Regions from separate parts of the Homo sapiens genome. Here region 2 is linked to region 1. A link is a contact called in ENCODE Hi-C or POLR2A ChIA-PET data. All regions are on one chromosome and are shown on one strand. Each heading gives the region's core, a stretch centred on a gene start or an enhancer-like site at or near the end of the contact. The rest is flanking DNA. Distances are from core to core; before and after follow the strand shown. Region 1 overlaps LOC101928080 (a long non-coding RNA gene). Region 2 has its middle 32 kb from the start of LINC02656.

Region 1 (3,148 bases), core at 310-2,809:
GTTGACTGTAAGATGGGAGATTGCTGGGGGCCGGAGTCCTTTAAGGCAGAGAGCTTTCTCCTGCAGGACCCAGAAGAAGACATCAGTGTTCAAAGCACGAGAAAGATCCAACCTGCCCTTGCCCCTGCGGAAGGAGGAGCCACGTGGCATGGAACGAGGGTGGCCTCTAGGAGTGACCCCGCTGACAGCCAGCGAGGAAATGGGGACCCTATTCCCACTCCACAGGAACTGAATTGTGCCCACAAGGAGGAGCTGGGAAGTGGAGTTTTCTCCAGAGGTTCCTGATGAGAACTCAGCTAGTCAGCACCTTGATCTCCGCTGGGCGAGGTCTGTGCAGAGCCACAGGCAGGCAGTGTGACTTCTAACCTTCAGAATCGGGAGCTAATGAAGGGGTGGGGCTTAAACCACAAAATTTCTGTGTGTGTGTGTGTGTGTTTTTTTGTTTTTTTAAAAAAAGAACACTACATAGCAATAGAAAGTAAACGAACATCCCCTGCATTAAATTGCACATGTATTGAAGTTCAGTAGATGTAAATTAGCACAGCTGTCTCTTCTTTCCTGAAAGCATTTTTTTTGTTTTGTTTTGTTTTAGAAACACAGTCTCACTCTGTTGCGCAGGCTGGAGTGCAGTGGTGCGATCTCAGCTCACGGCAACCTCCACCTCCCTGGTTCAAATGATTCTCCTGCCTCAGCCTCCTGAGTAGCTGGGACTACAGGCGTGTACCACCATGCCCGGCTAATTTTTGTATTTTTAGTAGAGATGGGGTTCCACCGTGTTAGCCAGGATGGTCTCGATCTCCTGACCTCTGGTGATCTGCCTGCCTTGGCCTCCCAAAGTGCTGGGATTACAGACATGAGCCACCATGCCGGCCCTGAAAGCATTTATTTTGAAACAATTTCAAACTGAAAAACACCTCTATCCTCTTCTCCCACACTGACCAATTGTTCCTCACCAGTTGTCTATGTATTTGCTAAATCATTCTGTGTGTGTGTATCATGTGCGAGTGCGTATTTTTTTTCTGAGCCATCTGAGCCCATTTACCCCTACAAAGAAAGAAATTCATTTATATAAGCACATAAAAAATTCAACCCTGATGAAATGTCTATTCTATAGACCTAATGTGAAGTATGAATATGCCCACTTTACAGACGGACAAACTAAGGTGGAAAAGTTACATGCCTTACCCAAAGCCACACAAATGGTAAGTGGCAAAACCAGGTTCCACCTTGAAATCCTGGGCTCTTTTCCTTGTGTTCTGTCCGTTTCAATTGGGGTCCAGTCGGAACAAGATAAACTACTCTGGGTGTTTCGAAGAGCTGAGATTTAATATAGGAAGCCCTGTAACTGTAGGAAGCCAAAGCTATTCCTTTGGGGGACTCAGAGAGGGGAATGGTGTCACCCAACAGCCCAAGAATGTACTCAGCACCCCAGCTCTCAAAGCTTCAGGAAGGGAGAGACCCCCTCCACCTCCTGCTGAGCAGGAGCCCAGGAGCCGCCCCCTGCACCCCGGGCTGACCTGCCAGAGCCTGAAGTCACCAGCTTCCCGTCACTGCTCAAGCGAAGTGGGGGTCTGAATTCACAGCTTCGCCATCAGCTATTGGGGGACCCGCACGAGTCATTTAGCCTGCGAATGCCTCATTCCTCTGTAAAATGGGGCATCTGGTTTAGATGAGCTGTAAGTTTCATTCCAGTTCTGAAATGACTAATTCTTCCCTCATTGTGTTCTTTGACTTTGAACAACTCATGCCTCTGTTTTGCGCCTCCTCTTTTTCAGTAGCCTCTTTAGATCCGATAGCAGTCCAAGGGGAGGCAAGGGAGCCTGGGGTGGTGGAGGACACCCGCGATGACCAACCCGTGTGCTTGCCACGGCTGGCTTCTGCTCCAAAGGCACCCTCTCCTCTTCTCCACACCCCATCCCCTCTTCTTTCTCTCTTGCTCCTCATCTGAGCTCCTTTCCTAGGTTGGGGAATTCCCCACCTTACAGACTTATTTTAGTTAGTTATTCATAACTAGGTATGTCTTACCATGGAGGCAGCAGTAGCTGCTGAAACCATCAGATACTTCCCCAGCCTTCCCTGCAGCTAAGGGGGTGAGGTTGAGACCTCCACGGGGGGAGCCAGAAGCTCCTGCCCAGCCTCTTAAGGTAACTCAAGAGACAAAGGAGCAGGCTCAAGAGGCGGTGCCCCCATGCGGATCTAGCGTCCTGAGTTTGCCAGAGCCGCCCTCTGATGTGAATTTGGCCAGAGTTCTGGCAGCTTTGGCTAGTTCTCCTGACTTTCTCCCAAACCTGTGAGCTACTCGATACCCTCCAATAAATTCCTCTCTGATTTAATCACCCAGAGTTGGATCCCTAGCTTGCAGCCAAAACTCCTGACTGACACACATGTTATCTCATGCAATGCTCACAGCCACCCTAGGGGCAGGTGTTATTATTGTCTCCATTTTACAGATGAGGAAACTGAGGCACAGTGAGGCCAAGGAGCTTGCATATGAAGTCACGTAGCTGTGAGGGGCGGCAGCCCCCAGATTATGTCACCAATGCAGCCTAAGACGTGGCAGAAAATGCTTCAGGGATGAGGCCAGGTGTGGTGGCTCACACCTGTAATCCCAGCACTTCAGGAGGCCAAGGCAGGCAGATCACTTGAGCCTAGGAGTTCAAGACCAGCTTGGACAACATGGTGAAACCCCGTCTCTACCAAAAATACAAAAAATTAGCTGGGTGTGATGGCACATACCTGTGATCCCAGGTATCTGGGAAGCTGAGATGGGAGGACTGCTTGAGCCCGGGAGGTTGAGGCCGCAGTGAACGGTGATCACGCCACTGCATTCATTCCAGCCTGGGCCACAGTCCTGTCTCAAAAACAAACAAACAAACAAACAAAAAACAAGAAGAAGAAAATGCAGCAGTGACAAGAAACTCCTGGTCACTCAGCACAGGCTTTTCCTGAGGACAGAGATGTGTGGTGAGAGCTTGTGCAGCCCCTCCTGTAGAACGAGAGCTGCTCCATCTCAGCTTCCTCTAGAAAGGTGACGTTTCCTATAGATTTTTGTTTTAAGCTTGGAGCAGAGGACCATACTGTACAAACAGCAAATTAGGAAAATTAAACTTACTGTTTTAGTGGAAGAAAACTGATTTTTCTTTTCCTT
Region 2 (3,148 bases), core at 277-2,776, 250 kb after region 1:
CTCCTAAACCTCCAGGCCTGTGATGGGAGGGGCTGCCGCAAAGGTCTCTGACATGCCCTGGAGACATTTTCCCCATTGTCCTGGTGATTAACATTCAGATCTTCATTACTAATGCAAATTTCTGCAGCCAGCTTTAATTTCTCCTCAGAGAATGGGATTTTTGTTTCTATCACATTGTCAGCCTGAAAATTTTACAAACTTTAATGATCTGTTTCCCTTTTAAAATTGAATGCCTTTAACAGCATCCAAGTCACCTCTTGAATGCTTTGCTGCCTAGAAATAGAAATCTTCCACCAGATACCCTAAATCATCTCTCTCAAGTTCAAAGTTCCACAAATCTCTAGGGCTGGGGCAAAATGCTGTCAGTCTCTTTGCTAAAACGTAACAAGAGTTACCTTTGTTCCAATTCCCAACAAGTTCCTCATCTCCATCTGAGACCACCTCAGCCTGGATTTCACTGTCCATATCATTATCAGCATTTTGGTAAAAGCCATTCAGCAAGTCTCTAGGAAGTTCCAAACTGTCCCACATTTTTCTGTCTTCCTCTGAGTCCTCCAAACTGTTCCAACCTCTGCCTGTTACCCAGTTCCACATTTTTGTGTATCTTTTCAGCAGTGCCCCACTCTACTGGTACCAATTTACTGCATTAGTCTGTTTTCATGCTACTGATAAAGCCATATCTGAGACTGGGGAAAAAAAAGAGGTTTAATGGACTTATAGTTCCACATGGCTGGAGAGGCCTCACAATCGTGGCAGAAGGCAAGGAGGAGCAAGTCACATCTTACATGGATGGTGGCAGGCAAACAGAGAGAGATTGTGCAGGAACATGCCTCTTTATAAAACCATCAGATCTCATGAGACTAATTCACCATCACAAGAACAGCACGGGAAAGACCCGCCCCCATAACTCAGTTACCTCCCACCAGGTCCCTCCCACAACACGTGGGAATTCAAGATGAGATTTGGGTGGGGACACAGCCAAACCATATCACCATGTCTCTCCATGGACTGACTTGATGGACAATTCTTTGGAGGTGGATAACTGTGATTGTCCTGTAAACCATAAAGCAGAGAGGGCACCCCAAGGAAAGCCATGTTACCCAAGTAGATGCTGGACAAGTGTTAAATACATAGCTGCCTTCATTGTGGAAACAGGGGCAGGGATCTGAGGACTTCTATATCAAGACCTTTCCACTCCTCCACTAGTTTACTTCTCTGGGTCTACTGTCGACATTCATCTAAAATGCAACTCCAACAGAAATTGTGGGACAGGGATGTCCCATTCACCTGGAGAAAGGCTATACAAGGCAATACAATGGCCATTGCAGCAAAAAAATCAGGTGTCTAGAAACATATTAAGCCAGAATTAAGCTGTAGCTCTCTGCATAGTTTATGAGACACTTCTCTGAAGTGCAGCTGAAAATGATGGGTGTGTGTGTGTTTTAAATCTGAAGGCCCTCGGGAATGGCATGTACACAAATGTCAGTGTTTGTGGGCATGAAAGGGAAGGAAACCAGACATGGGGCTGGCGGAGAAGACTTAACAGCTGCAGCTGGCATGCTTTTGCTTTGTCTTTGATTCTTTCGATTCCTGTTTGGCTTTGGTCCCATGTTTTGGGCTGTGACTAAGCTTTCGTGTCTTTGGGGGCTAAGTAGACATCAAAACAAGAAACGCCACTCACTGTGCAAATGGATTTGCCCGAAATGCTGCTGAAGAAGACAGGTTGGCATCGGGCTGGTGCTTTTCTGCTTCTACTTAAATAGGAGAGGATTTGGTCAAACTTGGTCCTTGGGACAAGGAGCTGTTTTGGACAAACGGTTTACGGAAGGTGAGGCTGGGTATTTTAAGAAGGGAGGTGAGAAGTGAGAGACCTGGAATCTGGTCCTTGTAATCGGTCATCTTGCAACATGGACTTGACTGTTGTGGAAATGGTCTACACCTCAGTTTCCTTTTTACCACAAGCTCTTCCCTCCATCTCTGTCGACACATTTCCCTCCTCTTGCTCCAGCCTCTGCTTATTTCAGGGGCTCAGTTTTCTCAAGATGGCCCCATGAAACTTCCTTGCCACAGAATGCTTCTCTGGATGCTATATCAATCGATTACATGTTAGTATGAATTTAGCTAATACACTACCTCCACATGTGACTGTACACTCAAAGTATCCCAGCAGAGGCACTCTCCCAGGTGCAACAAGATGAAACAGTCAGTTTCGGGGTCTCTTATCATGTCCCTATATAAACACAGGTGTGGGAGGGAAATATTTTGAGATGACTGCATGGAACTCTGTATTCCTTTTCCATATAATGAGTATATTATTCTCCAGCGTCTCTCCATTGCTCAAAACCACGAATATCTCCTCTCTTGAAAAAGTGACAGTGTGAGGACTGGGAAGCTGAAATTTTAGCTCAGAAGTCTACAACTAGAACCAAGTTTCTAAAAATGTGCTGTGTTATATAATCCAGGAGGAGGCAATGGAAAAGTACCAGCTGGTGTGGGACTGGAGGCTTTCCTGCCTCTGACTCACTCAGGCAAAAGGTCTTGAATTAAGATGCTTCTCAGAAAATCCAAACAAAACCCATTCATTCTCCAAGGCTTCGCATTCGTTGTGGGAGTCAAAATGTAACCATGGGACTGAGATTGCCTGGGCACATTTGGGAAAGTTCACAAAGTTTGTTCTTGTGTCCCTCGAGGCCAGCTTCCAGGGCCTCCCCACTCCTTTCCAGATGCCCGATGCCATCCTGCCGTATCTATGGCACCACAGACAGCCCTATCGGGAAGATGGCCCAAATGGCTTTCCCCATCAAAACTTGACTTCTCTGTCCTGTGGCCTCAGGCCCTGCTCTGGGTTGTCCTTAACTAAACAGTTAGATGGATCCTTGCTGTGGTGTTAGCTAACTGAATAGAGCACCTTTGAAAAAATAACATAATAGGCTGACCACGGTGGCTCATGCCTGTAATCCTGGCACCTTGGGAGGCTGATGGGGGAGGGTTGCTTGAGTCCAGGAGTTTAAGACTAGCCTAGGTAACATAGCAAGCCGTTGTCTCTACAAAAAATGTAAAAATTAGTCAGGTGTGGTGGTGCCTGCCTGTGGTCCCAGCTACTTGGGAGGCTGAGGTGGGAGGCTTAAGGGGGTTGAGGCTACCTTGA

The links. A loop is a pair of places that touch in the nucleus more often than their neighbours do. ChIA-PET counts read pairs that join two places held with the same protein, here RNA polymerase II (POLR2A). Pooled maps may share reads with other maps.
Region 2: a pooled map shows a loop between it and region 1 (2.2-fold over the local background). The contact joins two enhancer-like sites. A Hi-C loop is called at or near these places in 4 of 50 pooled maps. POLR2A ChIA-PET finds 5 or more read pairs at or near these places in 5 of 52 experiments (T-cell, WTC11, activated CD4-positive, alpha-beta T cell and 2 more).

The regions. Positions count from the first base shown.
Region 1 is chr10:6,134,797-6,137,944 of GRCh38, forward strand. All of the region lies in intron 1 of LOC101928080 (a long non-coding RNA gene), which reads right to left. Among named protein-coding and RNA genes, the nearest start is that of MIR3155A, 16 kb to the right of the region's middle. RefSeq lists enhancers at 1-434, 1,777-2,076. Within about 2 kb of position 1,560, at least 3 of the 41 ENCODE cell types and tissues checked have a DNase peak (open chromatin) inside an H3K27ac peak, as active enhancers do.
Region 2 is chr10:6,380,705-6,383,852 of GRCh38, forward strand. No RefSeq gene overlaps it. Among named protein-coding and RNA genes, the nearest start is that of LINC02656, 32 kb to the left of the region's middle. Within about 2 kb of position 1,527, at least 7 of the 41 ENCODE cell types and tissues checked have a DNase peak (open chromatin) inside an H3K27ac peak, as active enhancers do.